Linked DNA regions of Homo sapiens: region 2 is linked to region 1. A link is a loop called in an ENCODE intact Hi-C map of the cell type or tissue named here. Cell type or tissue: heart right ventricle. All regions are shown on one strand. Each heading gives the region's core, and the rest is flanking DNA. Links, peaks and the distances in the headings are about the cores only. Region 1 overlaps SPTAN1 (spectrin alpha, non-erythrocytic 1). Region 2 overlaps GLE1 (GLE1 RNA export mediator).

The links. Peaks named below come from ENCODE experiments on the same cell type or tissue, not always from the same donor. Only the 100,000 strongest peaks of a DNase experiment are listed, where the experiment ranks them.
Region 2: a loop joins it to region 1, with 1.9 times the contacts of the local background. A loop is called at or near these places in 7 of 110 quality-filtered maps.

The regions. Positions count from the first base shown.
Region 1 is chr9:128,574,133-128,577,042 of GRCh38, reverse strand. It overlaps SPTAN1 (spectrin alpha, non-erythrocytic 1), which reads right to left. Exons shown (of 57, transcript NM_001130438.3): 4 at 2,228-2,368; 5 at 1,698-1,844; 6 at 87-220. Among named protein-coding and RNA genes, the nearest start is that of SPTAN1, 23 kb to the right of the region's middle. In heart right ventricle, for the core only: no CTCF peak of the experiment used is centred there; a DNase peak (open chromatin) is centred at 1,288; H3K27ac peaks cover 2,310 bases.
Region 2 is chr9:128,513,305-128,516,214 of GRCh38, reverse strand. GLE1 (GLE1 RNA export mediator) reads right to left here. Exons shown (of 16, transcript NM_001003722.2): 3 at 576-686. Among named protein-coding and RNA genes, the nearest start is that of GLE1, 10 kb to the right of the region's middle. In heart right ventricle, for the core only: no CTCF peak of the experiment used is centred there; no DNase peak of the experiment used is centred there.

The DNA.
Region 1 (2,910 bases), core at 96-2,595:
TCGACAGCTCACCAGCACATGCCCTGTGCTTCACAACTCCCCTCCAGGTTGAGACCCATTCCCCAAAGCCCACTCTGGCTTGACACCTGTTAAAGCGCTGAACTTCTGCTGCCCCAAAGAGCTTCCCCTGCCTCTGCAGAGCCAGGCCCTTCAGCCGCTGCCAGGCTGCATTGACTTCATCCTGCTTAGTCTTGATCAGTTCCTCCTCAGGGTGCTGCTCCTAAACAAGGAAGAGAAGAGACTGGATTTGTACACAACTTCTGGCTCCTCCAACTAGTTACCCTGGGGTTGGTTCCTTGAAGCATCTCAGCAAATCACCACTCTGAAGAGAATCACAAGAAATAATGGTCAACATGATACAAAGTGAACTACAACTCCAAAGAGTTTCTATTTCTTATGTAAAAAGGGGAGAGCCATTCTCTATCTTTTGGAGTAGTGTGGTTAGTCTATAAGGTGGTTATGTGCAAAAGTGCCAAAAACCTTTATGTTAATAAATAGTTTGGCAACAACTGTGTGGTAACTTTATCAATGTACTCATCTACCCTAACTGCTTGAAAATTTGGTATTTCAGATGTTCATGAGGCTGTTAAGCATTCTTGCACATAAACATAATTTTCGGGGCTCAAGAGTTTGTCCCTGGCTTTAGACTGACGACATTTCTTTTTTTCTTTTTTGAGACAGGGTCTTGCTATGTTACCCAGGCTGGTCTCAAGTGATCCTGTCTTGTCAGCCTGAGTCTGAGTAGAGTAGCTGGGTCTATAGGCAGGTGCCACTGCATCAAGCTTAGAGACATTTCTTTAAAAGTATCCTTCCCTACCAACCACATTTTGGTGTTTTAAAAAATATGATACAAAGTAATAAAATGAAGCATTTCAGGGTTCTTGAATCCATCTGGGATACCATGGGTTTGGCCTGACTACTTTTCTCAAGCTCAACCGCAGGAAAGCTTAGGGTTTGGAAAAGCAACACATCTGTCACTGTGGAAGGGTGAGATATTTCTGAGGAATGCCGGGTATCTTTCTCTTAATCACTGGCCAGAAAATGGAAACAAGTACCAGCCTATAAGCAGATTTATACACTTAAAATTTGTACCCCCCAAATCAAATTTCCCTAAAAGTAAAAACTCTCTGGTTCCGAGTACTTGATGTCTTTGGAACCCTTTGGACTCGTAGTGGAAGCAGCTTACAGGATTGTACACGTGGGCACTGGGGAAGGGTTGTCATTCCCTCTTAATGGGCTCCAGCGCCAGAGTGGAGAGCCTATTCACGACAAGGTTCTCCCAGGCTCCCAAGAGAGCCCAGGGAAGCTTCAAATAAAAAAGGAAGGCAAGAGCCCTAATGCATTGGTGGACATCTGCCAATACTAACTTAGCATTCACCACCACACCCTCGTCTGAGAAACCCTGAGACCTAGCTTCAGCAGTCCAATAAAAGCTTCACCCAGCCCTACCCAAAAGTGGGTAGAGGAAACAGATCAAATGAACTCTGCCCTTCCTGCCCAAGGCAACACATTGAAAAGCATTTTCCAATTTAGGAGTAATCAGTATTGTGCCTCACATCTAAACAAAACTCTCAGACATGCTTACAAAAACTTGCTCACTCAGAAATTAGGGGACCAATCATCAAAATTTTATCCTGAATATACTAAAAAGTTAACATAATAATGTTGTGAGAAGCATACAGCACTTTGCTATTTACCTGTATGAGTTTGGCAGCAAACTGGTTCACTTCATTAACTCTTTCTTCATGAGCAGCCATATCTGTTTGAAACTCTTCAAATTTCTTCTGTAAAACCTCTACATGCTCCAGATCCTGGCCCAGCTCTTCAGAAGTAACAATTGCTTCCTATTCAGGGACCATAAGAGAGCCAGAGTCACCAACCAACATTTGTTAACAATGGCTTCCAGAAACATCAAACAGACACATTAGGGACGGAGCCATGTTAGCTTTAATGGATACAGTTTTGTCTGTGGTTTGTGATTTTAGTTCCTCCCACAGAAAGTTAAGAGGTTGAGTTCACGGCATTTCTGTCTCAGCGACTCCAGGCTTCAGAGTTACAGAATAGCACATACACCTAGAGAGCAGCTGGAGAGACAGCAACCCCACTTCCACCCTTTTACTTAAAATGGCCGTATCTGTGCTAACACTGGGTCTCACTACAGATCACAGAGGAGTCTCTTCCCTTTTCTTTGAGTAAAGCTTAGCAAACCCTTCTTCCCAAAACGTGCCTTGTCATTGATCCAGTCCATCACGTCCTCACATTCTCGTAAGTACTGCACCAACTTCTGGGCCTGCAGCAGTTTGATTCCTTTTTCTCGCATCTTCTCCAAAAGTAATTCCCACTGGCGGTGCAGCTCCATCAAACGGGTCTGAAAGTTTCAAATCAGAGTTTTAATCAGATCACAACTGGCTCTGTGGGATCTGGCTCTTCCATAGAGTTTAGACAAGTTAGAGACCTTATGGAGCGCTGAATAAAAATATTTTTAAAAGATAATCCCTAAACTGAGAGGAAATAGTAAATTTAACTGGCAGTAGGGAAAAGTCCACAGTTCACAGTGGTTTTTTGGTGGTCTTCAAGTTACAAGTAGGTAGATCTACTCTAGTTCTTTCACAGGTAGATTTACTCTAGTTTACATCAGGAAAATCATTATCATTTATATTATTAATAATATCTTTATATTTCATTTATAATTATATTTATGATATATTTATATTGTATAGTTATATATTTTAGTATTATATAATAATAGGTACACAATTGATACTATTAATTATTATTAAATTATTAGAGTGGAATTCCTAATCCAGAAGACTACTGGGAAAGGAAAAATGAGGAATTAATGTGTAAACTGAGCTGAAATTACTGAAGGATGTATTCCAAATTCATGGAGATAAAGGGAAAAAAACAAAA
Region 2 (2,910 bases), core at 250-2,749, 61 kb after region 1:
AGGCTGAGGCAGGTGAATCACCTGAGGTCAGGAGTTCGAGACCAGCCTGACCAACATAGTGAAACCCCGTCTCTAGTAAATAGAAAATAAAGTAGCTGGGTGTGGTGGCGCGAGCCTGTAATCCTAGTTACTTGGGAGGCTGAGGCAGGAGAATCACTTGAACCTGGGAGGTGGAGGTTGCAGTGAGCCAAGATTACACCACTGTAGTCCAGTCCAGCCTGGGCAACAAGAGCAAAAACTCCACCTCAAAAAAAAAAAAAAAGAGGCTAAGGTCCCATTTTCTCAGAATAAGCTTATCTAACAATCCCAGACCATTTCCAAATTTTGGAGAAGTAAATGGAAGCCAGAAAAGGCTAAGTAATTTTCCCAAAGTCACATGTAAAATGTAACAGCCAGGATCTGAAACCAGACTTGACTTCAGAGCACTCACTCCTGACCTCTATTACACTACCCCCAAAACTAAACAGTAGGTGGGAAGGATGAGTAGCATACAGTGCCCATTCCTACGCCCTGGGGAACTGCAGTTAAATGTGGCTCGCAGGATCAAGGCTGCCTTCCTTCATGGGTTCACTTACTGTTCCTTTCATTCTGTGTACCAGTTCGTACATTCGGACGCAGCCTTCCACTTTGATCCCCCGTGAGGACTGAAGTACCATAGATTCTGTGTGCTGGGACTCATCTTTGCCCTATATGAGCAGAAAATGGAAAAATAATTAAAAAATAAGTTTTTAATATGGTAAAGTTGGTGTTATCTCTTCTAGACAAAGACCACATCCCAACTTATGAACAACCACCAATAACAAGAGCAAAAAAAAAATTTAGGTCAGAACTAGTGTGCTTTTCATGAATGACATTGACTTTGTTCTAATTGTTTTCTTTAATAAATTGATGTTTGTTACTTTGGGTGATTTTTTGGGTTTTTCTATGTTTTTTTTGACTTGTTTGTTTTACTCTGCCTAGAAAATGTTTCCCCTTTCTTCAGATCAGTGTCCATTTATCCTGGGATGCTTTGGATGGAGTATCCCCAACCTACATCCCTAAGCTTCCATCCTCCTGGCTTCAGGAGAAAGCTGGCTATCAAAGTACTCTATCCTCAGGCCGGGTGTGGTGGCTCACGCCTGTAATCCCAGTACTTTGGGAGGCAGAGGTGGGCGGATCACAAAGTCAGGAGTTCGAGACCATCCTGACCAACATGGTGAAACCCCGTCCCTACTAAAAACACAAAAATTAGCCAGGCGTGGTGGCACGCACCTATAATCCCAGCTACTGAGGAGGCAGGCTAAGGCAGGAGAATCCCTTGAACCCAGGAGGCGGAGGCTGTAGTGAGCTGAGATCGCGCCACTGCACTCCAGCCTGGGCGACAGAGCAAGACTCCATCTCAAAAAAAAGGCCAGGCACCTTTTTCCCCAGCACTTTGGGAGGCTGTGGTGGGCGGATTACAAGGTCAGGAGTTTGAGACTATCCTGACCAACATGGTGAAACCCTGTCTCTACTAAACATACACAAGACATACCCTGTCTCTACTAAACCCTGTCTCTACTAAACATACACAAGACATACTCTGTCTCTACCAAACATACACAAGTTAGCCGGGCATGGTGGCACGTGCCTAGGCATGGTGGCGGGCGCCTGTAGTCCCAGCTACTCGGGAGGCTGAGGCGGGAGAATGGCGTGAACCTGGGAGGTGGAGCTTGCAGTGCGCAGAGATCGTACGACTGCACTCTAGCCTGGGATACAGAGACTCCGTCTCAAAAAAAAAAAAAAAAAAAGTCTGCTATCCTCCTACACCCAGTATGGACTTGAGGAATGAAAAATATGACCTGAAGGCCAGAGTTCATCTTTGAACTTTTCTAAGTTTTTTTTTTTTTTTTTTTTTGAAACAAGATCTCACTCTGTTTCCCAGGCTGGAGTATAGTGGCGTGATCACGGATCATTACAGCCTGGACCTTCCAGCTTCAATTGATCCTCCTGCCTCAGTCTCACAAGTAGCTGGGACCACTGGCGCACGCCACCACACCTGGCTAATTTTTGTATTTTTTTGTAGAGACAGGGTTTTGTCATGTTGCCCAGGCTGGTCCCAAACTCCTAGTCTCAGGCAAGCCTCCTACCTCAGGCTCCCAAAGTGCTACAATTACAGGCATGAGCCACTATGCCTGGCCTATTTTTTTTCTTTTTCTTTTTCTTTTTTTTTTTTTTTGAGATGGAGTCTCACTCTGTTGCCCAGGCTGGAGTGCAGTAGCGCAATCTCGGCTCACTGCAAGCTCTGCCTCCCGGGTTCATGCCATTCTCCTGCCTCAGCCTCCCAAGTAGCTGGGACTACAGGAACCCTCCACCACGCCAGGATAATTTTTTTTGTATTTTTAGTAGAGATGGTGTTTCACCATGTTAGCCAGGATGGTCTTGATCTCTTGACCTCGTGATCCACCCGCCTTGGCCTTCCAAAGTGCTGGGATTACAGGCGTGAGCCACCGCACCCCGCCTTTTTTCTTTTCTTTTTTTTTTTTTTGAGACAGGGTCTTACTCTATCACCCGTGCTGGCATACAGTCGTGCTATCTAGGCTCACTGCAGCCATGACCTTCCAGGATCAAGGATCCTCCTACCTCAGCCTTCTGAGTAGCTGGGACCGTAGGCATGAGCCATCATGTTCAGGTAATTTTTTTGTAAATATGGAGTTTCCCCATGTTGCGCAGGCTAGTCTCGAATGCCTGAGCTCAAATGTTCCACCTGCCTTGGCCTCCCAAAGTCCTGGGATTCCACACCCAGCTTTTTTATTTTCATTAACACACCTGACATGGATATCTTTGAACTTTTCTGATGAAGCTATCTGGGAATGCTAACCTAAGAAGATGCTGAGTCCAGGGCTACCAGTAGCCATCTTGCCACCTAATCTATCTCAACAATGAAACCAA